Linked DNA regions of Homo sapiens: region 1 is linked to region 2. Evidence: chromatin loops called from intact Hi-C (ENCODE). Cell type or tissue: Calu3. All regions are shown on one strand. Each heading gives the region's core, and the rest is flanking DNA. Links, peaks and the distances in the headings are about the cores only.

The links. Hi-C counts contacts between places; a loop is a spot of excess contacts. Peaks named below come from ENCODE experiments on the same cell type or tissue, not always from the same donor. Only the 100,000 strongest peaks of a DNase experiment are listed, where the experiment ranks them.
Region 1: it touches region 2 in a loop (6-fold over the local background); 4 of 110 quality-filtered maps call a loop at or near these places.

The regions. Positions count from the first base shown.
Region 1 is chr11:90,467,593-90,483,405 of GRCh38, reverse strand. All of the region lies in intron 1 of DISC1FP1 (DISC1 fusion partner 1), which reads right to left. Among named protein-coding and RNA genes, the nearest start is that of MIR4490, 80 kb to the left of the region's middle. In Calu3, for the core only: no CTCF peak of the experiment used is centred there; a DNase peak (open chromatin) is centred at 6,795.
Region 2 is chr11:91,241,890-91,257,702 of GRCh38, reverse strand. No RefSeq gene overlaps it. Among named protein-coding and RNA genes, the nearest start is that of LINC02748, 92 kb to the right of the region's middle. In Calu3, for the core only: a CTCF peak has its summit at 9,297 (motif pointing right); a DNase peak (open chromatin) is centred at 9,322.

The DNA of each region.
Region 1 (15,813 bases), core at 5,320-7,819, 770 kb after region 2:
TAATGAATGAATAATTTAAATTTAGGTGTTCAATATAAATCAAGTACACTTTGTAGAAGGAAATTAGAGTTTGTGAAAAATATTAATTTGCAGTATACTATAGACAGTATTGTTCCAAAATGGACATACATGTAAGTATATATGATAAAGGAATTATTTTATTAAGTAAGCATATATCTGTGGTTCAATATATAACTCACTTGGGAAAGTATGCATAATCCACATTTCAGGCTTGTTATCATTGTCATGGTTTGTTGCCCTGACCAAAATGCAAGACTAACCCATAAGACACAGTATCCAGTCAGAAGTAATATTAAGATAGCCCTAAGATTTACTGCCTTGCCATATGAGAATTTTATGGGAATAATTCATAATGAAAGCTACGATGGTTTGAGACTCCAGTTTTACTTGTGAAGTATCTATTAGCTAGCATGCAATCCAGGTGATCTAGGCTAAAAGGCCATATTATTTGGAAAGTATAAACTTGGAGTTGATACACAGCATTTATAAGTGAGGTCTCTGTGTATATCTTATCATTCTGAGAAAAGCCATGCAGACTCCAGGTTTCTTCCTGACTGATAAGCAGTTTCTGTGATTGTGCATGTAATCTCAAATTCCTTTGGGAAATACCCTAAATTGCTTGAAATAATATTAATGTTTCTTTGTTGGGCAAACATATTTTAAATTTTAAAAATTTCTAATAGATCATTAAAAGTTAGAAGTAATGGAGCCTATAGCTTTAATGCTTTAGTGTCAAGCTTAAGAACAATGTATGTGTACATATATATACATATATATTGAATATATACAATAAATATACATAATTGTAATTATTGTTTAATGGAAAGGTATGTGCTAGAGTATGTAATAAGTTAATTTCATGATTATAATTAAAGTATTTAAGTATAATTAAAATATTTAAGTGAAGTATTTAAGTAAATTACACATTTGATTTTAATGTTGTTACCAAAACACCTGGGGTTTGGTCTAGGTTTTGCTGCTTGGCACACAGAAAGCCAATCAATAAGACAACAAGTATTGCCAAGGAAGAAGGCTTTAATTGGGTGCTGCAGCTGAGGAGATGGGAGCTCAGTCTCAAATCCATCTTCCTGACTGACTAAAAGCAGGGGTTTATATAGCAGGGAAGTAATGTAACAATGTGTAAGAAAACAGGAACTAGGAGGGGCAAGGAAGCAATCATGATGAATGAGGGATCTGGCATCTGGTATGGTGATCTGGTAAGTTTCAGTTTTTTGATAGTTTTTTTGAGAAGCTTGAAGGTCATTTCCTGAGAAAGGAACTCAGATAAAACAAATATAAGTTTCAAGCTTTAAAATGAGAAAGGTCAATTTTGAAGTTTATCCAAAAAAACAGTCTGTGGAACTACTGGGTCAGTTTACATGTGAAAAGCAAAATAAATGTGATTACAATTTTGGAATATATGAATTATCACATTTTTTACATTTAATCTATTTATTATATTTATAAAGCTCATCTAGATACTTCAAATAGTTCTGTTAGGCAGTTGAAATACTTCAGAAAAAAATTGATTATGTTGAATTTATAAAGGTAGTTTAAAATTTTAAGAAAATTTAATTGTTATAAAGGCTGACTTTAAAGTTATTGTAAAAACTTGATAGATTTATTAAAAGAATGATAACATTTATAAATTAAAGTAAAAGTTTATGGATTGATAGATTTTTTGATTTGGAATATAAAGCAAAGGTTAGTTTCAAATGTGAAAGTTGTTACAAATTTTATCAGGTCAGTGCAAAAATAATTTTGTTTTCGAAAACCACTGAAAGTAATTATTTTTGCACAATGGCAAAAATCACAATTATTTTTGAACCAACCATAATATTTTCTGTGCACAAAAACAACTATCAAGAACACCGAAAAAACTCTCAATAACAATAATAAATGTGAGATTTTGTAAACCTTGTTATATGTTCTACTTATAGTCCTAAGGTGCTTATAATTTTTTTTCATTCTGATTACCAGAATCTCCACCCAGTCCAACTATCTTACAACTTTTTACTTGAATAAGAAAAGTTGAATCTATAATCCATAATGTGTAATGAGAACTACATATACTTTCCTATAGATAATTTTAATATACAAAAGTTAAAAAAAACTATTAAAAATATAATTTTTACTGAGCTGCATTCTAGGGGAGGAGCGATATTACCAAGATTAAATAGAGAAAGCACCTAAATAGATTGCCACATACTTGTGAAAGGTGATTATAATGATCTTGTCCCAATTCCTGCCAGGTATGGAGGAGGGTAACCACATGACAAAAAAATAAACTGCTGAGAATGACGAATATCAGGTATTCGGAGGATTAGGAAGTTAAGGATACAGAAAGAGAGAGAGGATCGAACAAACATGGCATCAGGCAGGTCCACAAGAAAGAAAGCTGTGAGAAAAGTTACTTGTGACAGTGATGACCAAGGGTCTGTTGCCGGTATTGCCAAGGGTCTGTAGCAGGTATGGCCAAGGGGCTGAAGAACTCAGTTGCTTGATAATTCAATTTTAAGTTATGACTTGCTCTATGCTGTGCTAAAATCCACTTTATTCTTTTGATTCTTTTTTTTTTCAGCTTTATTGAGGTATAACTGAAAACAATTCGGTGTATTTAAGGTATAAAACTTGTTGCTTTGATGTACATGTTCTTTGTATAATAATAGCACAATTATGCTAATTAACATATTCCAGCACCTCGCGTAATTACCTTTTATGTGTGTTCAGTAAGAACATTTAAGATCTATCCCCCTTAGCAAATTTTAAGTACAAAAAACAGTATTGTTAACTATGGTCACCATTCTATATATTATATCTCCAGAACTTCTTCATCTTAACATAACTAAAACTTTGCATCTGTTGACCACATCTCCCCATTTCTCCCTCCCCCTAGTCCCTGGCAGCCAGCATTTACTCTCTGCTCCTATGAGTTTGATTATGTAGATTCAATATATAAGTGAGATCATCTAGTATTATTTATTATTTAGTAAAACCATTTTGTCTTAGTATCTAATCAGTGACTCTGGGGTCTGAAGGAAAGGGGAAATTTTCCATGTTTATCATATAAAGAGCAGAGCAAAGAAAATAATCACACAATGTAAAGTTTAGAATTCAGCAGAAGCAAAAGACTTAATTGAGATATGTTTTTCTAGATCCATGGAAGATTTTAGGAAAACGGTTGAACTTTCCAGAAGAGGTGGCATGGGAGCTGAAGATAATTTGCTTCTATGAAAGTCCAGACAGACACCAAATAATTGGAAGACTTACTGACATTCAGGTGGCAAACAAATGGATTCTTTTTTGTGTGTGTTTACTTTTTTGCTTTATTATATTTTTTAAATTAACATACAGTCAATTGGCTTTACTGTGTACAATTCTTTTAATTTTAGCACAGGTATAGATTTCTGTAACCATCAGGACTGTAGAAACAGAACAGCTCTATCACTTCAAAAGCCTCCCCAGTGTCATCCTTTTAGAGTCACACACTCCCCAGTCTCAGCCGCTCAGAGTCACTGTCTGCTCTCAGTCACAATAATTTTGTTTTTTTGAAAATGTCATATAAACGGAATTGTACAGTGTTTAACATTTTGAAACTGATTTCTTTCATTCAGCATGTTGCCTTTGAGATTATCCAGTGGTTGCCTGTATTAACAGTTCATTCCTTTTTAAAAATTAATTCATGTTTTTAATTGACAAATAAAAATCATATATATTAAACTGTACACTGATGTTTGATAATATGTATATTGCAAAATGGCTAAATCAAGCCAATTAACATTTTCATTACCTCACATATTTAGTATTTCTTATGAAGAGTATATTTAAAATCTCCCATCTTAGCAATTTTCAGGTATGCAACACATTGTTATTAATTTTAGTCATTCCATTTATTGCTGCATAACGATGACCACACTTTGTTTATTCACTCACTTGTAGGAGATTTGAATGTTTTCTATTTCTAGTAATTATGAATAGAGCTGCTATAAATTTTTATATTCAGGTTTTTGGGTGAACATATTTTCATTCATCTTGGGCAACTACTCAAAACTGGGATTATTAGGTAGTGTGGTAAGTGTAACATCATGGGAAAATGTCCAACTCTTTTCCAAAGTGGCTGTCTCATTTTTCATTTCCAACAGTAATGAATGAAAGTTCCTATCCTAGGAGTTTGATTTTCATGCCTGTCAAAAGTAAAATGTGTGTTTCTGGCATGATACTCTCTTGTCATGTGCTAGTTCTGGTAAATTTCCTAAGTCATTTATTATTTATTTTTGAAAAAAATAGTCCTTACATGTTCTGTCATCAGTTAACTCTGTTTTTATAAATTGACATGTAATAATTATACATATTTATGGGTGAAATGTGATGTTTCTATACATGCATACCTTGTGTAATGATCTAATCCCAAGAATTAACACATCCACCACCTTAAACCTGCATCATTTCTTTGTTGTGGGAACATTCCATCTTCTCTGCTAGCTATTTGATAAGTACAACGCATTATTGTTAGCGATAATCAACCTACTGGGCAACAGAATACCAGAACTTCCTCTTCCTATCTAACTGTAACTTTGCACCCATTGATGAACTTCTCCTCATCTCCTTCTCTCCTCTATTTTCCTGTCTTTGGTAACCACTACTCTTTCAACTTCTATAAAATCAAGTTTTTCTTACTTTTATATGTAATGAAATGCACAAGGTATACAGTGTATATTTCTTTCTAGCCTAGAAACTGATGAGAACACTTACCTAGCGCATCAGACAGAATAACCTGGGCTGACTCACACTATAATTTTTCTCTTAATCTAGTCTGGGCCCTTTATAAACTTTCTATTGATAGTTGATTTGAATGAATGCCTGGGAAACATTTCTGCTCACTTTCACAAGCTACGTTGCCTGTGTTTATACCCATGGCTCTTTCCTTGGTTTGACTATTGCTTGTATGCTGTTCTCTAGGTAACTGTTAGCTCGGCCTGTTTCCTTAAGTTCCATGTTATCTGTGACTTTAGATACAAATACTCCTCTATCAGTAAAACCTTCTTCTAAGTCCTTCTCCTTTCCTTCTTTCTCCCCACTGACGGATAGGAATAAAGTCTTCATTTTATTAGTTCAAAAGCATATTTTCTTTTTGTTACTATGACTCTTTTATCTTCTATTCAGATATCTGCCCACTAAAATGTGTAATCATGCTCTATAAATTTTTTGCTTACAACATATTTATAACAATAACCTGAAACTTAGTACAAACATAGTCAAACCCAGAGATCGAATCTTGAAAAATACATAAAAGTATTTGTCATGAATCGGCCGGGTGCAGTGGCTCACGCCTGTAATCTCAGCACTTTGGGAGGCCGAGGCGGGTGGATCACGAGGTCAGGAGATCGAGACCATCCTGGCTAATACAGTGAAACCCCGTCTCTATTAAAAATACAAAATTTAAAAAAAAATTAGCCGGGCGTGGTGGCGGGCGCCTGTAGTCCCAGCTACTCGGGAGGTTGAGGCAGGAGAATGGCGTGAACCCAGGAGGCAGAGCTTGCAGTGAGCCGAGATCGCGCCACTGAACTCCAGCCTGGGAGACAGAGTGAGACTCCGTCTCAAAAAAAAAAAAAAAAGAAAAAAGTACTTGTCATGAATCATAAAGGTTTATAAAAAGCATCTTAAAAGGCCTTCCGGTCAAATGTTTCTAACTAGAAAATAGCAAGTTGAAGGAGTCAGTCTTAGGCCATAGACAAGCTTTCCAAGCTTACCAGTTTCCTTCTAGCTCACCCCAGAAAACTGTAATTGGTATTCATCTTCTAGCTGAGTTACTCTGAAGAAAAATGAAAGGCAGATCAGCAGGGTTTCTTATTAAAAGATAAACCAGAAATAAAAAATGCCATTAAATGACAACTCCTACAGAATTGCATGGGCTACCAACTAATGCTTTAATTTAAAAAAAATTGAGCATGAAAGACAGTAATCGTTAGTTGGTATCATTGCCCCTTAAATGCATAAGGAGTTTCACTAACAGTAGAAAGAGGTGGAGATGACCTTGTAGGTTGAGTTATTATTGAGAAGTGATCATGGATGGAGAGAGAGCCTCTCCCCATACTTCCTTCATTCTCACTGAACAAAAAAAAAAAAAAAAAAAAAAAAGAAAAAAACCATCAGTATTTGGTGGAATGAATCTTCTTATTTAATTAGAGTAACAGCCCTCTTACAACTATAAACTCTACTCCCCTTTATGGAAGCACTTGCTTGGACTATTTCAAATAATTTAACAAATCATTTGCTGGTTCAAATCAGTTTAAAAGGGTATATTTTTCTGAAGAATGAGGTAACATCAGCCACATGAAAAATCTTGCCATGCAAAAGGAGTCTAAAGAATGGAAATACATTTCTCCCTCAATTATTGACTCAAATCAAAGTGAATTCCTATAGCCAAACCTCACAGTTATATAATTAAAACACCTGTGAATGTTATCTTTATTATTTATCATTACTGTTGGGTCCTTTTAAGTGCCAGAGAGAGAAAGATTTCTCAAATTCTCTTCTCTACCACATATGGTTAATATGGATCAGAATTAGGATTTAGAGCCCGATCTTTCCTTGGATAGCTTGACAAGTTATTGGATTGAAATTTTCTTGAGGAGAGAAAGGACATATTGTTTTTCAACAAAGAAGTATATAGAAAGCAATCAGTAAATGGTTGTGCAATAAATCCCAAGTCATTACTTATTTTAGTCAAATTAGTCACTTCCTCTTGTTCCTAATTTGACTTCTGCCACCTGGTGGCAATTTTGCACAGGTCGATTTACCATTCAGCATGAAGTCTTGGCAAAGTACTAACTTACATACTTCAGAAAATGCTAATTTAAACTTGGGCCAGTGAAATCCCTGAGTACTTAATGCATCTCATAAAATCATGGGAATTAGCAAATGACAATAGAAAGCAAAACAGAAATGGGGCAGATACAGTGGTAATATATTTTTTTCATAACAATTGTCCAGCCTGGTGTGATTTTTACCTACTGTCCTCATTTACATTGACTACTTATAAATTTCTGACAAATACCAGTGTAGCTAAATATCTGGACATAGCTCTTATTAGGACTCAGTACTACCAAAACCAAGGACATTGTATCAAATACTTGAAAAATGCATTACTGTAACTGAGGTAAGGTGACATTGCTACATAGTATCTTTTCCTTTCTTTTCCTCTTGTTATCAGATGGATTAACAAAATTATCTTGTGGAATAAAACAGAGAATCAAATTGCAGCTAAGCAGGCAATGAGCAAAACTGTAGATATTCTTTCACCTTCAGTTTCTCTATATAGATATTTGTGGTTTCTCATAGTTAATTGAAAACACATAGCAAGCCCACTTGGTGCCAAACTGGAGAGTAGTATAATCCTCTTTGCATAACAGTTATTGGCAGCAATTTCTAAGAATCGATATTAGAAATTAATAATTTATTCTAGCTTTTTATAATTGTTACGTAGTTTTTCTGTCATAGTATTGTTTTGGGTTTGACAATGAGGGATAGGATTGGAGAGGATACAGAATATACAGTTTGGTGGGGATATTTTTCATCTTTCTAAGTTGCATTTTAGGTGAAGGAAGAGTTTAAAAACTTAGTCTAGTTATGCTTATTCAGTAGATATTACTGGCAAAGGAAAGAGTTTCTCTTTGAAAAGAGACAATTGAGCTTTTTGAAATACTTTCATTTTCTTAACAATAAGAATGCATTTCACAAAGGCCTCAGGCCATTCTGATTACACCTAGACAATAAAATTTCTCCACATCTCAGGTGACACCACTAGTGTTTCTGCTAAGTGCAAAAGATAAGACTGACTGAATCTTTTGCAAAACAGTTGGCAATAGGGCTGTAGCTACCTTTTATTTCTTTCCATTTTTAAATAGCCAGATCCAAAGGAACAGTCTGACCAGTTAACATGCCTGCCCAATTACAGGTCAATGATGATTGCACGTCTTTGGAGCTGGCTCTTCCTTCCCCAGCTTCATTCAATAAAGGTACCATCTTTTAAGTAAAATGACACTAAGACAACTGTGGCCATTATAAGACAAATGTACTTCCCATGAATTGGAAACAGTTTGCTCTCAGCTTCCTGGCTCATTATGTTCCCAGACTTATGATAATCTCGCAGCTGCAAACCTTGGAGCATGCTGCACTTCAGTTAATTCTCAGCTAGTGTCTTCTCTTGGGTACCAATGACTGGATGCTAGGCGAGCTTCTCCTTTACTGTCACATCAGTCTGTCTAAATGAATAAAGGGGAAAAATAAAAGTACCTCTGTCCTAGACTATTCTCTACTCTCAGGTTTTTGAAAGACTCTTTCTAGCCACTCAGTAGCCTTGTTATCACACCTAAAAGAATTTTGGGACAGAGTTCAGCCTTTCATGTGGACATTTGTGACAAAATCAGGGTTTCTATCCTCTCATTTTTGTTTTGATTCCAAAGAACACTACTCTAGGGCTCAGGAGACTTGGATTGTGTATCCACCTTCATCAAAAATCACTTAACATATCCAGATTTTTCTTTATATTTACAATGAAGTGTTTAGGATATATGGCCTCTAAGGTTAGCTTCAAGTTTCTATTATTTGTATAGACTTGTTAATTCCCTTTAAGCTGATGACTTCTTGAGGTGCATACAGTCATTACATTAATTGACATTATTTGTAAGCTATTCACACACATACACACAGGTATTTAATTCAAGAACAATAAGAACTGGCACTATTGAACATCTACTACAATGTCAAGCACTCTTATATGTTATCTCATTTAATTATCATGTAAATTTTAGAAATTTTATTATTATATCAATCTTTCAAGTATAGAAATTGCTAATTTGACCTGTTTTAAAACTTGAGTAATTCACTCTGCTAGCAAATGGCATAACTTGGGAACTGTCAACTGCCATGTTTATTCTGCAATTTTTGTGGTGGCTTGTACTGTATCCCTATACTGCTTACCCACTGGAAAAAAAAAAACAAAAAACTTATTTTTAAAAATAAATTACTTAACAGTTACTCAATAATAATTCATTGAATGACTTCTGTGTGCTAGGTTTTGTTCTAGGTACTAAAGGTGTAGATCCTGCTATTATGAAGCTTATATTCTAGTGTAGTGGGAAGAACTATAGAATAGAAATCATAAGTAAATATCTATCCATTACATTTCAGATGGTGATAAATGTCAAGGTACAGAATAAGTCACAGTAGAGACATTAAGAGTATTGAAGTATTAATGAAGGGGATTGTGGGGGTTGCTTGTTTGGTTAGAGTAGCAAGAAAAATCTTCATTGAGAAGGTGTTATCTCCCTAAAGCCTAATGGAGGTGAACACATTAGCCATGCAGATAACTTCAGGAGCAGCATTACATCTGGAAGAAATGGTAAATGCAAAGATCCTAAGGAAGAAGTGCTCCTACAGTGTTTTAAGAAAAACCCAGTGAGGACTGTGTGAGTTGAATGTGGAAAACAAAGAGAAAATATAGAAGATAACATCAAAGAGGTAATGGTGATTATAGGAGACAGATATATTTTTATTTTTAATTCCAAGTTAGGAATTATTAAAAATTAATAAATTATTTTTAATTCCAAGTTAGGCATGAAGTCATTAGAGGGTTCTGAGCAGAGGATTCACCTATTTAACTTATATTGTAACAATATTATTCTGGTGACTGTGTTGATAGAATGTAAAAGGGTGATGGATGAAGCTGGGAGAACAATTAGAGGGCTAATAGTGATAATGACCAAGGTAAGAGCTTATATTTGTTTAGACTAGGTCTCCAAAGTGGCACTAGGGATGATGAGAAGTGACAACATTCCAGGTATTTGAAGCTGGAGGCCACAGGATGTCTTAATGGATTGGATGAGGGTATGAATAAAGAGAAGAATGAAGAGCAGCTCTATGGTTGCCTATCTGAGAAAATGCAAGTCTGTTGTTACCATTTATTGAGATAGAAAAGACTTTTGGAGAAGCAAATGTGGCAAAAAAATATCAGGAGCTCAGCTTTAGACATTGAATATTTGGATGTTTAAAATTAGATGCTAAATTTGGTTTGCATAGTAGATATCCAAATGGAAATGTTAATTGTATTAGTTCATTTTCATACTGCTATAAAGAACTGCCCAAGACTGCGAAACTTATAAGGGAAAGAGGTTTAATCGACTCACAGTTCAACATGGGTGGGGAGGCCTCAGGAAACTTACAATCATGGTGGAAGGCAAAGTGGAAGCAAGGCATCTTCTTCACAAGGTGGCAGGGTGGAGAAGTGAAGGCAGGAGGAACTACCAAAGACTTATAAAATCATCAGATCTCCTGAGAACTCACTCACTATCAGGAGAATAGCATGGGGGAAACTGCCACCATGATTCAGTTTCCTCCACCTGGTCTCTCGCTTCACACATGGAGATTATTGGGATTATGGGGATTACAATTCAAGATGAGATTTTGGGTGGGGACACAGCCAAACCATATCATTAAGTAAGTGATTAGATATATGAGTCCAGAATATAGGGTAGAGGTCTGAGATTGAGATATAGAATTTTAATTAATCAGCATAAATATGGTACTTTAGGTTTTTGAAAATGTATGAGATTACTATGGATATAAGTGAAAATTTATTTCAAAAAATAAATGTTCCAAGAAGTAACTCTGAAGCTTTTGAATATCCTGGAAATAGAGGATAGGGAGAGAACTAGCAAGAGATAATGTGGAGTATCAGTTAAAACGTAGATGGAAAACTAGAATCTGCTGTTTCCTATAAGCCAAGTAGGAAGGAAATCTTGCAAGAATGAAGAAATAATTAACTCTGTCAAACACCACTGATAAGTATTATGTCACCTGGAAATTTCCTGTTCAATTTAGCAATGTGAAGATCATTGGTAACCAGGATATTTGTAGAGAACAAAAATGAAAACAATAAATAAAAAGAAGATCAGAACATGCATGGAGAGATTTTTGAGACTGTAAGCACAGACAATGCAAAGAATTTTGCTCTAAAAGGAAGGAAAAAAATAGAGTGGTAGCTGACATGGATATTATAAGACTGATAGTAATAGACGGTAACAGACTAAAGAGTCTTTACTTTCTTAATACAGAAAGGAAACAGTAGGATAAAAATAGGCTTGTCATCAATTCACTCAATTAATAAATAGTTGCTGAATGCCTGCTTTGTGTCAGGAAATGTTTTAATGTGCTGGGGAAATAGCAATAAACCTTCATAGAATGTTTTTGTTTAGAAACAGTAAAAAGTTTCATGCAGATAATTAATGCAGAGTTTGTGCATGAGGAATAGTTACTGTTGACTCTTGAAGGTTACATGTTCAAAACTTAGTTAGGGAGAGCCCCCAGAGCACCTTAAATTTCAATAATTCTCTAGAAGGATTCACAGAATTCAGAAAAGTCGCTATACTCATAGTTACAGTTTATTACAGCAAAAGGATACAGACCAGAATCACCAAAGGGAAGATTTGCATAGGGCAAAGTCTAGGAGATACTAGGTGCAAGTTTCCAGTGATCCTCTCTCAGTGGCGTCAAGCAGACATTTTATTCTACCAGCAACAATGTGTGGCAATATGCAAGAAGCGTTGCCAGAGTTTTAGTTGAGGCTGGTCATGTAAGCACGGCTGACTGCATATGTGGTTGACCTTAGTTACTAGTCTCCTCTAGAAGCCAAACTTACACCACCTGGCCCAAGGACCTCATGATAATTCATATTGATAAAATAAGCCAACCTGTATGGCCACGTCCCCAGTGACCCTCTTATCAGGCAGAATATTCTAACGTCTTAGAGACAACCTCCCAGGAGTAGGTCAAGAGACAAATATTTGGAAGATGTTCTCTCATATTGTAATGTAGAATTTTAATATTTTCATACAAATATTCATACTGAAAATACCTATTTTAATCTTTAAAATAATTTGGCAATGTCTTATTAAGCAACTCTTTTAGCGTCCAGAAACTCAAATAGAATTTCTGAATATTTTAGCAGTTTAATCAGATTTTCCTTTCTATTCTTTTAGCTAAAAACCTGTTTGGTGGTTTACATTATTTGATTTCAAGGAGGCTCTGGGCTGAATCAACTGTGTCCAAATTAGTAAAGAAATTATTTTTAATTACTGAGCAGCTTGAAAGAATTTAGCAATTTTCATTCAGAAGATGAAAAAGATGGAATACATTTTGTGACAGCTGAAAGCTTGTCTCATATCAGAAAATCTGAGAACAAAAATAATCTTTAACAGACATAGAAATATTGAATTTCAAATTCATCATTTTTCATCATAGAAACAATTATTTCAAGTTATAAAATCAAAAGATTTAAAAAATAAGCATTTATTTATGGCCCAAAAGGGAATGACAAAAATGTACAATACAAACAACCTGTAAAATTGAATCTATAACTACTGTCACAATGTTTTAATAACTCCTAAAAATACCAAACCATAGCAACCCACATATATTCTCCTATGAACATTCTGAAGTTTTTAGATTTACATTACTTTTGTCAATAACCAAGAAACGAAATGTGGTGACTCCATAATTCACATGTGTGCCATTCTAGCCCTAAAATACAACACCCACATTAAGCTTTGATTAGAAGCACACGCTCACAACTCAAAACATGAAGGTGTAAAAATTCTGATTACTTTAAAACATTATGGTGTTCAAGGGGGAAATACCAGTTTATTATTATTTTTGTATCTATCTGTTAATTTGGGGAAAGGAAAGAGTTGGAGGACAGGAATTGGTTTTGGGGTGTTTGGTATGATACCTGGAACTGTGCATTTTTTAAGAGTCTTTCATTAATGCAACTTCCTCTTTATTTATAAGGACTGTCTTTGATCAGGCTTATAACTAGATAAAAGAAGGATTAATTTTCTATTAGCAATAATAATTTAGTATTTACTACATGTTATATAATGCTAAATATGTATATATTAGCATCTTCTTTTTAAAAAAAAACTATAATGCTTGTACTATTATGATACCTATTTTACAGAGAAAATAATTATGATTAGAAAGGCTTGGCAACTTGTTCAAACACATAGGCTTAGTAGGAAGCATAGATAAAACCTGAACCTAGATCCATCCCAGAATACAACTTAAAATTGTGAACATGTTTCTGTCAAGAATAGAGACCCAAAAGCCATGAGCAAAGGTCATCTATTAGTCCAGGGGATAAACAGTTAAAATAATTGTGGGTTAATAAACAATTATTGAGCCAAAAAAGCTTATCAAGCATTTAGAACTCCTTGATACTGGGGTACTGATAAGAAATATCCTTAAGGGATACACACTCTAGTGTGGAAGAAAGATTCTTAAATCAGTGATTATAATCCACTTTGGTGGTGTAAACAATGATTTCTGGAACACTGAACACTTCTTTCTACTCGGGGGCTAAAGAGGATAATATGAATGTTATGTCTTAACACATGAATTCTTTAGAGAGGCGAGCTATAGAAGGATATTTGAAGCAAAATTGGCCAGTATGAAGAAAGACACCCAGGCATGAAAGAGTGTGGTCTGCTTAAGGAAAGGAAGGTTTACTGCTTTGACTATAGCATGTAGTATACGAGGGAATTGAAAAGACAAGATTGAGAACAGCTCACTTACAATAGTAATATCTACTCTTCCCCAGACACTGCAGTTCCCAGCCCCTAAGGCTTAGCAGTTGGCTCAATAATACTTCGGTTGATATTACCTGGAAAACAAATAAGCTCCTTGATTTGAGTTTTGTTTCTTTTTTAAATACAATTTTTGTATTAGAAGAGTTTTAAATTTCCAGAAAACTTGCAAAGATAGTACAGAATTTTCTCATAACTAGCATATATTTTCTCTTTTATTAATATCTTAACGTTAGTATGATACATTTGTTAATTAACAAGTATTGATACATTATTAACTATCTACGCTGTATTTATATGCCTTCTTTTTTTACCCAATATCATTTTTCTGTCCCAGGAACACCTATGATACCACATTTTTATTGTCATGTCTCTTTAGTCTCCTCTTGAATTTTACAATATTTTAATTTTTTTGTTGTTTTTTATATCCTTGATAGTTTGAGGAGCACTGGTCAGGTATTTGGTGGCCCCTCCCTCAATTGAGATTTTTCTGATGCTTTCCTCATGATTAGACTGGAGGTATGCATTTTGGGGATGACCACAAAGGTAAAGAGTGCTAGTTTCATTACATCACATCAAGAGAACATTCTATCAGTGTGATTCACTACTGGTGATATTAAGCTTGATCGCATGGCTGAGGTAGTGTTTGCCAAGAATCTCCACAGTAATGTTACTCTTTTTATCCCTTTGCACACTGTACTCTTTGGAATGAAATCATTACACACAGCCTGCACTTGAGGAGTGGGGATTACAGCCTCACTTCCTTAAAGTGAAAGTGGATTCTTTGCGAGAAAAAGGGGCCCCCTCTGTTCACTTATTTATCCATTCACTTATTTCTATCAATATAGATTTATGAGTATTTACTTTATACTTTGAGTTATAATTCATTACAAAATCTTTTCTTTTTCCACTCATGTTGTTCCATGTTGTTCAGTAATTGGAAATTCTTTCAGTAGGCTCTAGTGTCTCTTTGACATACCTATCATGTGGTGTTTATTTAAGCATTTACTTTCTGTCACTGCAAAATTACCTAGGATAATATTGTAAATTTCCTCGCTAATCTATAATCAACCATTTCTACCAAAAGCCCTGGTTCCTTTTATTGGACAATAGTATAAGAAACCAAGATCTAGTGGTATGCTCATTGCTACCTTCTGAGAACCTTCCAGATGATGGAACAAGAAAATGAATGTGTCTATACTAATACATGTATATATACATACATATTTATATGTATATTTTTATCTTTATCAGGCTAAATATAAGCACCAGTTGAAGTCTCCAATGCTCATACATTAATATATGGATCACTCAAGCATCCTTTTCTAGTCTCTCTCTAACCTTTCATTCCACCAGTGAGAAACCTGACTTCAATCGCTGGCCATCCATTTATTTAATTGCTCAATTCCAGAATACATGTATAAAGGTTTCAGAATTTTTAACATGAATTCCTGCGGGAAAAATACTTTATCAACTTGAGCAAAGTTTCGTGGCAGCTCCTTTTTCTTTAGTCTTGCAGACTCCACTCATTTCCAAAGTTACCTAGGCTGACAACTTCTCCCTCCAACCCATTCAATGAGGTTGTCACATCTTTGTAAAGCATTTAGATCCTTTTGTTACATTCTGATTTTCATCCTGGAACACTCTGACATCCTTAATGATTTTTTATTTGCATACATATAGAGTTTATTCTTTTTCTGTGGGTTTTGACAAAAGTTTGATGTCTTATACTCACCATTACAGTATTATACAGAATACTTTCAAACCCTAAAAAAATCCTCTGTGCTTCACCTACTCAACCCTCAACCTTACCTATTGTCAAGATCCTGTCAAACACTGATCTGTTAGCCTTTCCAGAAAGTCATATAACTAAAATCATACAGTATGCGGAACTTCAGACTTGGCTTCTTTCATTTAACAATGTGCATTTAAGATTCATTCATACCTTTCTGTGGCTTGAAGTTTATTTTCTTTTATCACTGAATAATATTCCATTGCACAATAGTATCATAAATTATTTATCCAATAGAAGGATATTTTGGTTGCTTGTAGTTTTATTATGAGTCAAATACTGTAAACATTTGCATACAGATTTTTTGTGGACATATTTTTTATATCAATTGGGTAAATAGTAGTACCATAATTGTTGGAT
Region 2 (15,813 bases), core at 7,872-10,371:
ACTAAGGTAATACATAACACAAGAACATCTAATGATAATTTATTTTTATTTAAACTAGGATATGCTAGTTTCCAAGAGTTGAGTTTTCTTTTTTTTTTTTTTAAGATTGGGGTCCTTTTATATATATATATATATATGTGTGTGTGTGTGTGTGTGTGTGTGTGTATTATATATATTTATTATACTTTAAGTTCTAGGGTACATGTGCACAACGTGCAGGTTTGTTACATATGTATACATGTGCCATGTTGGTGTGCTGCACCCATTAACTGGTCATTTACATTAGGTATATCTCCTAATGCTATCCCTCCCCCCTCCTCCCACCCCACATCAGGCCCCAGTGTGTGATGTTCCCCTTCCTGTGTCCAAGTGTTCTCATTTTTCAATTCGCACCTATGAGTGAGAACATGCAGTGTTTCGTTTTTTGTCCTTGTGATAAATTGCTGAGAATGATGGTTTCCAGCTTCATCCATGTCCCTACAAAGGACATGAACTCATCATTTTTTATGGCTGCATAGTATTCCATGGTGAATATGTGCCACATTTTCTTAATCCAGTCTATCATTGTTGAACATTTGGGTTGGTTCCAAGTCTTTGCTCTTGTGAGTAGTGCTGCAATAAACATACGTGTGCATGTGTCTTTATAGCAGCAGGATTTATATTCCTTTGGGTATATACACAGTAATGGGTTGGCTGGGTCAAATGGTATTTCCAGTTCTAGATCCCTGAGGAATCACCACACTGTCTTCCACAATGGTTGAACTAGTTTACAGTCCCACCAACAGTGTAAAAGTGTTCCTATTTCTCCACATCCTCTCCAGCACCTGTTGTTTCCTGACTTTTTAATGATCGCCATTCTAACTGGTGTGAGATGGTATCTCATTGTGGTTTTGATTTGCATTTCTCTGATGGCCAGTGATGATGAGCATTTTTTCATGTGTTTTTTGGCTGCATAAATGTCTTCTTTTGAGAAGTGTTTGTTCATATCCTTCGCCCACTTTTTGATGAGGTTGTTTTTTTCTTGCAAATTTTTTGGAGTTCTTTGTCAGATGAGTAGATTGCAAAAATTTTCTCCCATTCTGTAGGTTGCGTGTTCACTCTGAAGGTAGTTTCTTTTGCTGTGCAGAAGCTCTTTAGCTTAATTAGATCCCATTTGTCAATTTTGGCTTTTGTTGCCATTGCTTTTGGTGTTTTAGACATGAAGTCTTTGCCCATGCCTATGTCCTGAATGGTATTGCCTAGGTTTTCTTCTAGGGTTTTATGGTTTTAGGATTTAAGTCTTTAATCCATCTTGAATTAATTTTTGTATAAGGTGCAAGAAAGGGATCCAGTTTCAGCTTTCTACATATGGCTAGCCAGTTTTCCCAGCACCATTTGTTAAATAGGGAATCCTTTCCCCATTTCTTGTTTTTGTCAGGTTTGTCAAAGATCAGATAGTTGTAGATGTGTGGTATTATTTCTGAGGGCTCTGTTCTGTCCCATTGATCTATATCTCTGTTTTGGTACCAGTACCATGCTGTTTTGGTTACTGTAGCCTTGTAGTATAGTTTGAAGTCAGGTAGTGTGATGTGCCTCCAGCTTTGTTCTTTTGGCTTGGGATTGACTTGGCAATGCGGGCTCTTTTTTGGTTCCATATGAACTTTAAAGTAGTTTTTTTCCAATTCTGTGAAGAAAGTCATTGGTAGCTTGATGGGGATGGCATTGAATCTATAAATTACCTCGGGCAGTATGGCCATTTTCATGATATTGATTCTTCTTATCCATGAGCATGGAATGTTCTTCCATTTGTTTGTGTCCTCTTTTATTTCATTGAGCAGTGGTTTGTAGTTCTCCTTGAAGAGGTCCTTCACATCCCTTGTAAGCTGGATTCCTAGGTATTTTATTATCTTTGAAGCAATTGTGAATGGGAGTTCACTCAAGATTTGGCTCTCTGTCAATGGTGTATAAGAATGCTTGTGATTTTGCACATTGATTTTGTATCTTGAGACTTTGCTGAGGTTGCTTATCAGCTTAAGGAGATTTTGGGCTGAGATGATGGGGTTTTCTAGATATACAATCATGTCATCTGCAAACAGGGACAATTTGATTTCCTCTTTTCCTAACTGAATACCCTTTATTTCTTTCTCCTGCCTGATTGCCCTGGCCAGAACTTCCCACACTATGTAGAATAGGAGTGGTGAGAGAGAGCATCCCTGTCAAAGGTCTAATATCCAGAGTTGAGTTTTTAATAGCAAAATTTTCATTAAATGTAATGAAAGAGCCAACTAAGTTATATGTATTTTATGCTTCTTAAAGTAGAAAAGGCTAAAATTTGTGACATGGTAATCGTCAAGAATTTTGCCACATCAGAAGCAGAGAGCACATTTAAAAAATCTATCTAGTTTTGTCCCTAAATCTATCATTGAGCAGCATGTCCTTCATGTTTTAGTTGATGTCATGCTATGTAGCAGTGACATGATCCTCCCATGAACATGACAAAGTGCTAGAAGAACCTCCCCAGACAACTTTCCTAGACTTCAGAGCAAATGTAAGTGTCTCTGGTGTCAGTTTGAACCCCAACTCTAATAGGCATGTCACCCTTGGACAAATTAAAGGGCTACAGATATGCAACTATATACAAAGTTGGAATAAAAATGCAACATTCACAAAGATCTATGGATAAGGATATATATATATACATATATATGTATATATATTCTAAAATAGTCTTTAAATAAATATTCTCATCATGTTCCCTTTCTTTTCTTCCAGTTTATTCCCCTCTCCTCTCTTCTGATTTAAGTGGAGAAGAATTTCAGAGATGGTTGTAGTTTCCAAACAGCCTGTGATTCCAGAATTTTTTTTTTTTTTTTTTTACTACTGAATTAAGTTAAATGTATGTGCTCCATGTAAGAACAAACAACTTCCTTGAGGAAAGATGCACCTCTTTGCACAGGGTTGTGCCATCTGGTCCTTGGCAGACCAGTGTGCAAAGATAGGGAGGAACATTAAGTTAAGCACAGCCAGAAAATGATGCACACAGTCCATATGGCTTTATGGTCTGCTCCCCGTATTTCTCTAGGCAGTGGTGACCAAAAAGAAAGCCGGGGAATAAGTTAATCTCGATTCTTTCTTCTAAACTATAAATTTTAAGAGGTTGGGTACTCTTCTTGTTTATTGTATTTACTCCTGAATGAGGTCTTATGATTGGATTGGGAGAGAATAAGTCCTTCACAATTGATTTTTATGGACCTCTTCTATTTGCCACTCTGAGGGTAAACATTTAAAGTTTCTGACAAGAAGAATTATTGTTTAATGGATGCAGAGTTTATTTTGCAAGATAAAAAAGTTCTGGAGATAGAGAGTGATGATGGTTGCACAAAAGGGTGAATGTACTTAATGTCACTGAACTGTTCACTTAAAAGTGGCTTAAATGCTGGGCGTGGCAGTGTGCGCCTGTAATGCCAGCTACCCAGGAGGCTGAGGCAGGAGAATAGCTGGATGAAACCCAGGATGCAGAGGCTGCAGTGAGCCGAGATCAAGCCATTGAACTCCAGCCTGGGCCACAGAGCAAGTCTTCGTCTCAAAAAAAAAAAAAAAAAAAAAAAAAAAAAAAAGGCTTAAATGTTGTATTTCATGTTATGTATACTTTACCACAATTAATTTTTTTAAGTTTCTGATCAGTAGGACTTAAGGGAACAAGAGTAAACAAATTCAAAAGCTAGCAGAAGACAAGAAATAATTAAGATCAGAGCAGAACTGCAGGAGATAGAGACACAAAAACACCCTTCAAAAAATCAGTGAATCCAGGAGCAATTTTTTTGAAAAGATTAACAAAATAGATAGACCACTAGCCAGACTAATAAAGAAGAAAAGAGAAAAGAATCAAATAGACACAATAGAAAATGATAAAGGGGATATCACCACTGATACCATAGAAATACAAACTACAATCAGAGATTACTATAAACACCTCTACGCAAATAAATCAGACAACCTAGAAGAAGTGAATAAATTCCTGGACACATACACCCTCCCAAGACTAAAGCAGGAAGAAGTCGAATCCCTGAATAAACCAATAACAAGTTCTGAAATTGAAGCAGTAATTAATAGCCTACCAACCAAAAAAAGCCCAGGACCAGATGGATTCACAGCCGAATTCTACCAGAGGTAGAAAGAGGAGTCAGTACCATTCCTTCTGAAACTATCCCAAACAACAGAAAAAGAGAGAATCCTCCCTAACTCACTCTATGAGGCCAGCATCATCCTGATACCAAAACCTGGCCGAGACACAACAAAAAAAGAAAATTTCAGGCATTGGCCTGTTCATCCCTGATGAACATTGATGTGATAATCCTCAATAAAATACTGGCAAACTGAATCCAGCAGCATATCCAAAAGCTTATCCACCACGATCAAGTCAGCTTCATCCTTGGGATGCAAGGCTGGTTCAACATATGCAAATCAACAAACATAAACAATCACATAAACATAACCAAAGACAAAAACTGCATGATTATCTCAATAGATGCAGAAAAGACCTTCAGTAAAATTCAACACAACTTCATGCTAAAAACTCTCAATAAACTAGGTATTGATGGAACATATCTAAAAATAATAAGAGCTATTTATGACAAACCCACAGCCAATATCATATTGAACGGGCAAAAGCTAGCAGCATTCTCTTTGAAAATCAGCACAAGACAAGGATACCCTCTCTCACTACTACTATTCAACATAGTATTGGAAGTTCTGGCCAGGGCAATCAGGCAAGAGAAAAAAATAAAGGGTATTCAAATAGGAAGAAAGGAAGTCAAATTGTATCTGTTAGCAGATGACATGATTGCATATTTAGAAAACCCCATCAGCTCAGCCCAAAACTCCTTAAGCTGATAAGCAACTTCAGGAAAGTCTCAGGATACTAAATCAATGTGCAAATATCACAAGAATTCCTATACACCAAGAATAGAAAAGCAGAGAGCCAAATCATGAGTGAACTCCCATTCACAATTGATACAAAGAGAATAAAATACCTAGGAATACAATTTACAAGGGATGTGAAGGACCTCTTCAAGGATAACAACAAACCACTGCTCAAAAAATAAGAGAGGACACAAACAAATAGAAAAACATTCCATGCTCATGGAAAGGAAGAACCAATATCGTGAAAATGACCACACTGCCCAAAGTAATCTATAGATTCAATGCTATCCCCATCAACCTACCATTGACTTTCTTCACAGAGCTGAAAAGATTGCTTTAAATTTCACATAAAAAATACCCCATATAGCCAACACAATCCTAAGCAAAAAGTAAAAAGCTGGAAGCATCATGCTACCTGACTTGAAACTATGCTACAAGCTTACAGCAAACAAAACAGCATGGTACTGGTACCAAAACAGACATATTGACCAATGGAACAGAACAGAGGCCTCCGAAATAATACTACACATCTACAATCATCTGATCTTTGACAAACTTGACAAAAACAAGCAATGGGGGAAGAATTGCCTATTTAATAAGTGGTGCTCGGGAAACTGGCTAGCCATATGGAGAAAACCGAAATTGGACTCCTTCCTTACATCTTATACAAAAATTAACTCAAGATGGATTAAGGGCTTAAACATAAAACCTAAAACCATAAAAACCCTACAAGAAAACCTAGTTAATACCACTCAGGGCATAGGCATAGGCAAAGACTTCATGACTAGAACATTACAAGCAATGGCAACAAAAGCCAAAACTGGCAAATGGGATCTGATTAAACTAAAGAGTTTCTGCACAGCAAAGGAACTATCATCAGATTGAACAGGCAACCTACAAAACGTGAGGAGATTTTTTCAATCTATCCATCTGACAAAGGTCAAATATCCAGAATCTGCAAGGAACTTAAACAAATTTAGAAGAAAAAAACAACTCCATCAAAAAGTGGGCAAATGATATAAACAGACACTTCTCAAAAGAAGACATTTATGTGGCCAACCAACATATGAAAAATAGCTCAACATCACTGGTCATTAGAGCAATGCAAAAAAAAAAAAAACACACACACAACTAGATACCATCTCACGCCAGTTAGAATGATGATCATTAAGAAGTCAGGAAACAACAGATGCTGGAGAGGATACGGAGAAATAGGAATGCTTTTGCACTATTTGTGGGAGTATAAATTAGTTCAACCGTTGTGGAAGACTGTGGCAATTCCTCAGGATCTAGAACCAGAAACACAATTTGATCCAGCAATCTAATTACTGGGTATATACCTAAAGGATTATAAATCATTCTACTATAAAGACATATGCACACATATGTTTATTGCAGTGCTATTCACAATAGCAAAGACTTGGAACCAACCCTAATATCCATCAATCATAGACTGGATAAAGAAAATGGGGCACATATACACCATGGAATACTATGCATTCATAAAAATAAAATGAGTTCATGTCCTTTGCAGGGACATGGATGAATCTGGAAACCATCATTTTCAGCAAACTAACACAGGAACAGAAAACCAAACACCGCATGTTCTCACTCATAAGTGGGAGCTGAACAATGAGAACACATGGACACAGGGAGGGGAACATCACATACCAGGGCCTGTCAGGGGGTTGGGGGTAAGGGGAGGGAGAGCATTAGGACAAATACCTAATGCATGTGAGGCTTAAAACCTAGATGGTGGGTTGATGGGTACAGCAAACCACCATGGCACATGTATACCTACTTAACAAACCTGCATAGTTCTGCACATGTATACTGGAACTTAAAGTTTAATAAATAATAATAAAAAGTAGTAGAAATTTAGGTGTGATGAGAAAATAACAATATTATCTAAAATAAAATGGGGAATGTGTGGTAGACAGGAGAGACCATGTTGGTAAAGTACATTAAGATTGGAAAAACACATCAGAATATTCACATTTTAAAACTGTATTATAAGAATATATATTTTTAATATACATCATGTATATTATAGGAATAGTCTATTACAAGAATAAAATTCTACTGTAAGGGAAAGAATATACAGAGATTTTCCTAGGATGGCATATAAACATAATCACAGAATGTTAGACTGGAGAAAATTATGATAAAGATATAAGCCATATATTGCAATCTCATTTTTACATATGAAGCAACAGGCTTAGAGAGATTCAATGACTTCTCCAAGTTCTTACGTTTTGTGAATGGCAGTCATGGTTAGTATTCACAAACTTTATAGTATATTCTTCCTAAGAAAGACCATACCTTCTATAGAAAGAAACAATAGAATCTCCTTCTATGACTAACTTAAAAAAAATTAGAAAAATCAACTCTCTTGTACATCTTAATAGTCAGAGTCTAAACATTTTGATTTATTTTAAAATCAGCAATAAACTAATCATGTATGAATCCATAAATAGCTTTTAATACTCTGAAATGTTTTTTATCTTATTAATGCTCATTTAATTGTATAGAAATGACATAAAAGACAAATACCTACAAAACTTGTGCATACAATGATAATTGCTGTGTAGCATAAGATCTTTAAATTAGAATCATTAACAGCTGGTTTAAAATATAGGAGAATAAATTGGATTCCATTACATGATCCATTTTCACATATAACTTGACTTCATAGTTAGGATGCTTTAATTCTTTCACCCTTTTCCAGTTTTATTCCCGAACAACGTTAATCTTGTTTTTACACCCAGTATGAAAGTGGTCACTGCTTACAATTCTCCTGTTCTTCTACTCCAGATTCTCTGGTTCTTTCATTGTTTGTCCCAGGAACTTTGCACTTGTTTTTGTTCATACCTAGAATTTTTTCTTGAGACTCCTGCAAAGCTGCCTCTCTCTTATTATTGATCTTCCACCTCAACTCTCACTTTATTAGAAAAGTTATACCTTTCTCACTTTATTTCAGTTTCTGCTTTCTGCATATTTTCTATTGCATCCCTTTTTTCACTTTACATACTACTTTTAACTATCTGAAATTTTTAATTTGATCATTATATGACTTCCCTCTAAGACTAAATTAAACATATGTTCTTTCAGTTTTTGGTTTTACTTGATTTCATTTCCCTACCTTCTCTAGGACATTTAGACTCTTTATCGTGGCATTGTGGGGCTGCTATTTCCTAAGGTAGACATTGCACTCACTAATACTGCCCAAGACACTTTCTTAGCATATCATCTCATTGGCTCATGTGAAGCCTGTATGCATTAAGGTTTTCATGCAAGTTGCTATAAAGACTCTTCTCCCAAATTCTATAGATATTTAATTAACTTTTAAGCAAATTTAAGTGAAGGACTTTATAATTAAGTGCCATAAGAATTTCAAAATATAAGCCAAATCCTTTAGCCATGTCCTTTAGAAAGTCTCTGTAGCGCTCATCTATCGAGAAAGCAGACAAGAAATCCAACATATAGCCCTGTTTAGTTTGCATTCCTTTTTACTTACTGAGCATACCTCATCACTTTAACTCCCCTGTGAAATTATGTTTCATGCATCTAGGAACTCTATATAATACCCATACAAAGGCTGCATTTTGAGTGGCTTGGGGAAATATTTTCAGAATCTTGTTTTGAAAGCAAAAAATATAATAGTGGTGACTCTAGGTGGAATGGCAAATTGCTTGTGTTATGTGTAAGGGAAGCTGTTGGCATGACTGGTGGAATGCTCTTTAGCTATTTGTGAATAAGAGATGCTGTTAATATATTAGATATGGTTCATCTTCCAACTCAACCCATGCCTAATTACACTGTATTGGAAGTTAAGTAGACACTGAAGTTAGGGATGTGGAATCACAGGCAGTGTATCCCCATTGTGATTTCTCCCTAGCACCACACAGTTGTGTTTTTTTAATACTGTAGGGAACTTCATAATTATACATTTTCTGCCTCTGAGAGATCCAGTGTATAATTACACAGTTCAAATACAACAGTGCTGGTTACTGTCAAATGCATGTAGCTACATGGGATTAAAATGTATTTAACCCTAATTGCATAGAAATTAGGTGTTTCTATGCAATGATGGGACCTATTACTTATTTTATTGTGAATGTGAAATGTGCAGGTATAATCTACTCCATTTATATGTGAAGGCAGTGTCTATCTCTGTATGTGACATTGTACAAGAATCCAGTTAGTGTAATGCTTTTGATATTTTAACACATACTTTATAAACATTATACAAGAAAATGAATAAAATCTGCAGTGGGATGTATCTTGGGTACATAGTGCATATTTATCACTTATATATTTTGGAGTTATTTTGCTGTTTTTTCTTTTTCTTTTTCTTTTTCTTTTCATTTAACAAGAACTGTCAGCTAATCTCATCGGTAAACACCAGATGGCGCTGCATTGAATATCATTGCCTTGGCAATTTTCCGTGAATGCTATAAACATTCTGGAGGTGAAGTGCATGTAAGAAATAATCTTGTCCAACTCTCATTTCTCAAATGAAAATACTCAAACTCATAGAGGTTACGTAATTTTTACAAAATTATGTTAAGTGTAAAAGTCTGACACTGCATTCACACCTTGCTGGGTTTTGCATATCCTATCCTATATTACTTGGGACCATGGTTTAGTTGCACTAAAGAAAAAGTAGCACAAGGATAATGGTCAAATTTTAAATCTATGATGTTTCATTTACTAGCTGTATGACAAGTGGGAAAGCCATTTAGCCATCTTCACCTTTAGTTTCCTCATTTGTGGAAAAAACGAAGGATTCAAAACATACTTACTTTATAGTTTTATGTTGATTAAATGTAAACTCTGTATTAAATAGCACAAAATATGCTACACAGGAGATGCTGTAGATATGATTCCCTAGATGAATTTAAGGCACCATACATATTTCCTCATTTTCATAATCCCAAAGCCTTTATTACATACTTAATTTTACTTTACGCTGTATTTAAGATAATTTACCTTTTGCTTTTTAGGAGCTTACACCACAACATAGATATTCTGATGTAGATATGTAGACGAACAGCAGAGTTCAAGTACTCCAAGGAAATAATAAGTAGAAAGATATTAGGCAGTGATGTGTGAAAGGGATATGGTGTTTCAGCTTGACCAGTGCAGGCAAGGGACAATGCAAATTAATTCTCAAGTGGGTTACTTAAAAGCAACTTCACAGGATTGGACTCTCAGACTGTCCACTGATTGGCTCTTTTAATCTCCACTTCAGCTGTGTTCAGCCCATGCATTCTACTCACATTCTTCACTATTACCGCATGCTGCAAACTCTCCATTAGAGCTTCTCCTTTGGATTTTGGTGTCATCTGCATTCTGAATCTAGTCTTTGACAATAGTTAGATTTATGTGCCTAGCCTGGCACTTTTCTATTGTGGCTCCAATTTATTTACATGTAAAATGAAAGGCTGAACTAGATAGATGGTGTCTCTCTGAAATTATGTAGTTCTATTTTTCTCCCGCTCTAGTCTCCAATGACAAACCTTCTCCCCTCCACACACACATGCAAACGTAAGCCTAGTCCAAATGTACTTTCTGGTGGGTCTCAAAGCTCTCTAAAGTGCCAGTATTGTATCTCTTGTCTTCTAGACATTGTTTAATCCTCTCCCACAGTCACAGTACTTTTTCATGTGACTCGTTGTGGCCAGTGAGATGTTAACAAAAGTGATGCAAGCAGAGACTTAATAAACACTTTTTTAATTGACTTGTCTTTTGGAAAACTCGTTTGCAAGCATGAGATCACCATGCAGGACTCATGCCAGAATTGTGGATAAATAGCAAGGGACCTAGACAATAAACAATTACAATAAACAAAATAAATAACAGACATATGGCTCACCCAGCTGTCCTATCCAGCCCCAGCCATTGAAGCCACCTCCAAATGACACCCTAGACCTTGTGATGCCCCCACCCTCATGTCCAGCCCTGTAGTGCTGCCCCATGGTGCCTCTACTCGTTCCAGTCCAATCTGTGGTAGAATCCAGAGATCCTGCAAATCTCTGACTGGTAGAATATAGAGCAAATAGAATGATGGATGTTTTCAAGCTATTAAATTTCTGAGTGGTTGTCACACTTCAGTTGATAACCAAAACAATGTGTAACCTTGTTGACTAGTTTTGGCTTAGCCTCTCTAAGCCTCAATTCCCTCATGTGCGAATGAGGGATAATAATGGTACCAATGTCACAAGATTAGGGTTATTAAGTGAGAATTCATGTTATTAATATGTAACAAATAGTGATTAAGGCAGTGATAGGAATAGAGAAAAATCTCAGTATATAATACTGGTTATTATTAAAGGAAAACACTGTCATGATTTGATAGATTTTGTCCCAAAAAAATCTCATTCAAGTAAAATTAAGGATTGGTTATTAGAAGGTTAATGAAATAACTGTAGTTAATCTGCACAGCTGGCAATTAGAAATTCCAGTGTGGCCTTTGTGACCCAAATATTTCCCAGTTCCAACTGCTGTTTAGTGTACCTGCTGATATTTTTTAGCTGTACCTTAAAAATGAATGGGAAGGACTTGGAGTTTTCTAAATGTTTGGGACTTCCAAAACTTCCCAGTTAATTGACACCTGTTTCTCTCACTCTATTGAAAGACACTAGGTCAAGAGATTAGTAGATTACTGGTGACATGAGGACCCACATTTTACTTCCTTGTTTCCCTTCTTTTTTTTTTTTTTTTACCTATTCCCTCCCTTCTAATTTCTTTATCCCAATCACATTTTCACCAGGTATAAAAACTTTTGCCTGCCTCCATTTGAGAACCAGGTTTGGGTGAAAGAAATGATGGGCTATTGCAAAGCATGTTTAGGTTATGTTATCATGGTGCTTTATTGCATTATAATTCTTTGTTATTATTACCATAATAATATGCTAACTATTTTACACATTTTGTGTATTAGAATACAGATGTAATAAAATGTATACATTATTACTATACACATATTATATATTAAAAACTGCATATCAATAATGTTAAATCACATGCCTGAAATAGCATAATGAATAAGATTTGAACTGGAACAGACAATCATCTATCACTGATGGCATTTTCCCCATGTATATAATTGGGACAATTGTACCTACTACTACAGTCATTGTGAAGATTTTTGGTAATAATACATGTAAATAGCCTATGATAGTGCCCAGTATAGAACTGTTACAGATCTACCTTCTTCCACTCTGGAAAATATTCCTCATCAAATATCCAGGACCTCGTTAGTGGTACTTTGTGTACATGAGATGATCCCATCATCAAAGACCATGAAAAGACCTCACATGAGTCCTTATGACAACTTAGCACTCTATAATGCACACCTGAATTACCTAATATATAAGTGATAAGATGAACATTTGCATTTTTATTTTTGGAGTTTGTTGTTAAATTACTGACCTGGATATCTCTTCTGCTGCAAGCACCATGCTCTGGAGTTTGTTAAGTCTCCTGTGCATTGTCGCTACTTCTATAGATCATTTCTGAGTTACTTTTTATTTCTACAGTAAATTAGATTGAAAGACTGCTAGTGCTGCTCAGTGCACCCAGGAGACAGCTGTAACTTGATCAGGGTCATGCAGCCAATCAGTAATGGAGGGAAGCAGAGGTAGGAGACCTCAGAGGAGAGTATTATTAGGCCAATGATAAGCTGTTATTTGGTCCTCTGGGGAAGCAGGTCATTAGGTAGGTATCAAGGCGAGTAACATGATGCACTTGCCTGAATCATATCACTGAGTGTCTCTTGGGAACCAAAGCATCATGCACCATGGCGTTCTCTCATTCTAAAACTGAGGCTGCTCTGTCGAAGGCAACTAACATTCTGTCCTTTCCCTGGTTTCCCTACTTCTTGGTAGCCATTCTTAGGTTCACTTAGATCAAGCGAAGGAGCCAGGACAAAGCCCTGACAGGCTAGCCTGGATACTTTCCTATATTTTATGTGTGTTTTCATAGTATCATAGAATCAAAAATTTTGAGGCCAGAGTTTAATATCATCTGACATGGCCATTTCACAATACTTAAATTCTCTCTGTAATAATTCTTTTGGTAAACATTTAGTCTTCTACTTCAACACATTTCTTGTAGGGAAATTCATTACCAGGTAAGTAGTCCATTCATTTCTTCAGATTTTTCTAATTCAATAAATATCTTGCTTTCCTTAAATTTTACTTATTTGTTTCTCTATTATCTTTTTGTCATTAATAAATCATCAGATATCTGAAGTACACAATCAAGACTTTTTCTCATTTTCACCACTCTTCATGCTTTCCAATGCCAAGGAAAAAAAAATCTACAGTTCTAGTAATTCTTTATTTCTCATGTATTATGGTTTTGAATTTCCTCATCAGTGTTATTTCACACACACAAAAAAAATATATATATATAGCCTTTGGAGTCAGATCCGGCTCCATTTCTAGCCATAGCAGTAGATTTGCGATTCAGTACAAGTTACTTAAATTTCATGCCCTTATTTCCTCTTCTGAAAAATGAGATGAAAATATTTTATAATTTGATGTTTCAGGCATTTATCCAACTGACTAGTTTCTTTGTTGGAGGAGCCATATCATATGGTTGATTGATTAGGAACTTATATCAACTAAATACCCTAGATTTCCTTTCCATTTTTTTTTTTTTGTCCTTAACTCTGACCTCCTCACCTCATACTTACATAATTGGTGTTCTAACTTAACACAGTTATTTTTACTTTTCTCAAGTTTTAACTCAAAAGATTCATCCAGGAATACAGAGATTTAAGAATTGTTTCGCTATTTCTGACTAGATAGCCATATGATTGGCATTGGCTCATATTTTTATTAGGGAGTATGTGGTAGGTTAGCTTGATTGCTTAATGAAGACTACAGAAACTAAGTGCAATCCTTGGGTGGGTAACTGTTGCAGTCAGAGACTAAGCAGGATCCCTGGCTAGCCTTCTTGCAATTGCACAACAATGGTGTCATAGTGATATATTGTGCCTGGATTCAAGACTGCAGCTCATAAATGAGTTAGGGTATATTTCATGTTTATGTGTGAAGAGCAAATGTTTCTTCAACAGTAGGGTCCTCATTTGAATTAGCATAGGATTTTCATTAAAATGGACATTTTACTGTTAATCTCATAATTCGTTTATTTTTTGGAACTGGTGATATGACCCCTGAGACTCCTTAAATTTATAAAACAGCAGCTTATTGCCACCCCTACTCCAATAACAAACAGGTGGGAGTTACCAGGACTGCTAGTAAGAGTGATATATGTATATGACTTTGCTTTATTTACTCATTCAAATGTACTTGCAAATTACTTTACTTGAGTTTCATTAAGAAATTTGAAGTGACCAACACATTCCACGGTGAATTTCTAAGTAAGTTTCTGGATATTCACCTGACCCATTTTAGGCTCTTTGTGGATAAGCCTGAGTTATATTGTTTGATTTTGGCTTTCTGCATTCCTTGGCAGGGTAGCTATTAATACAAACATCCCCCTTAGTTCATTTAAATAAATGTGTGGTGGTGCATTTTTGACATATTATCTGATGTTGCAATCTTCTAAAACTGTATAAGCTGTTTCACTATTACGTCTTGCTTCTGGCCTTATCGTATTTATAGTTTTCCTTTACCATCACCACTGTCTTTGAAAAATGTTTTATATGTTATCAAAACCTTTGTATGTCCTTAAAACCTTGTTTTCTTTCTGTAAGTCTCAACAGTTTATTTAATTCCAATATCTTGGAGACTAGCCATCTTATAAATTTTCCTAGATGAAATTTATGACATCCAAAAAGTGAGTTGAGTGTTGAATTGCCTGAAGGATGTGATGTTTTAAGGACTTCTTTTGTGGATATGAAGTCATGACTGGAATAGCAAAATCTTTATTTTGTGTCGAATCTAAGTTTGCTTCCATTAATAGGAAATTTGCTAGATAAACTGCATTTATCGTTAATATTTTTATGTAAAAAAGGCTTTCAATGTTTAGACACAATCTGTTTTCAATGCTTAGCAGTGTGTAATTGAATACCAGATGTTAAATACTTGCAAAGTAAATTTTTAATGCCTATTTCTCTATAGATCTGTGTACACTTAAAAATGTTAGTCACATATATTAACTCATTTACCATAATAACTCTGTAAGTGGTTATTATCACTTCAATTTATAGACGAGTATAACTAAGTCTAGAGAGGTCAAAGGATGGGCCTCAGGTCATTCAACTATTAAAGCAACTGAGCTGAGAGTCAAATTTTAGTTTTTTTGACTGTCAACAAAATGTTATTTCAATTCTGCTGGCTGTATATTTAGGAAAAGGTCTTATTCTTGGCCCTTAAGGGACAAAAGACTTGTATATAAATAAGACAATCCCCAAAATACCAGAGGTATAAGATAGAAAAAATAAATAAATGCTGAAAGATTGTTGCAAAATCAAATATAAAGAAAAAACTGTCCTCTCTTTACGATAACATTTATAAAAACAGATTTAATTTTGTGTCAATGTCCCTGCATCTCCTGGAAGATTATTAGCTCCCTACGTTCTCAAACCTCTTCTGCCCTTCTCACAGTTGTAGTCCCAGTGACTAGCGCTGTGCTTGGCACACAGTATGCAATTAATAAAGTTTGCCATATGAATGTGAAATGCGTGCTATGAAGGCACATAGGAATTTTCTCTTTCCTGAATTTGCAGATGAGAACCCCACAAAGATTATAAAATCTTAAGGAGCAAGGAGAAAATAGCCCATGATCTATGCTCAGCCCTAGGTTCCGATTTTGCCATCTTCCTTATTCCTTGAGTGAACATGAGCAATCCTAACCCAGAGACTTGCTGGTTTAATGAGGGTAATCATTTGAAAGTAAAAAATGCAATGTTCTCCTTTAAATTTTGTAATACAC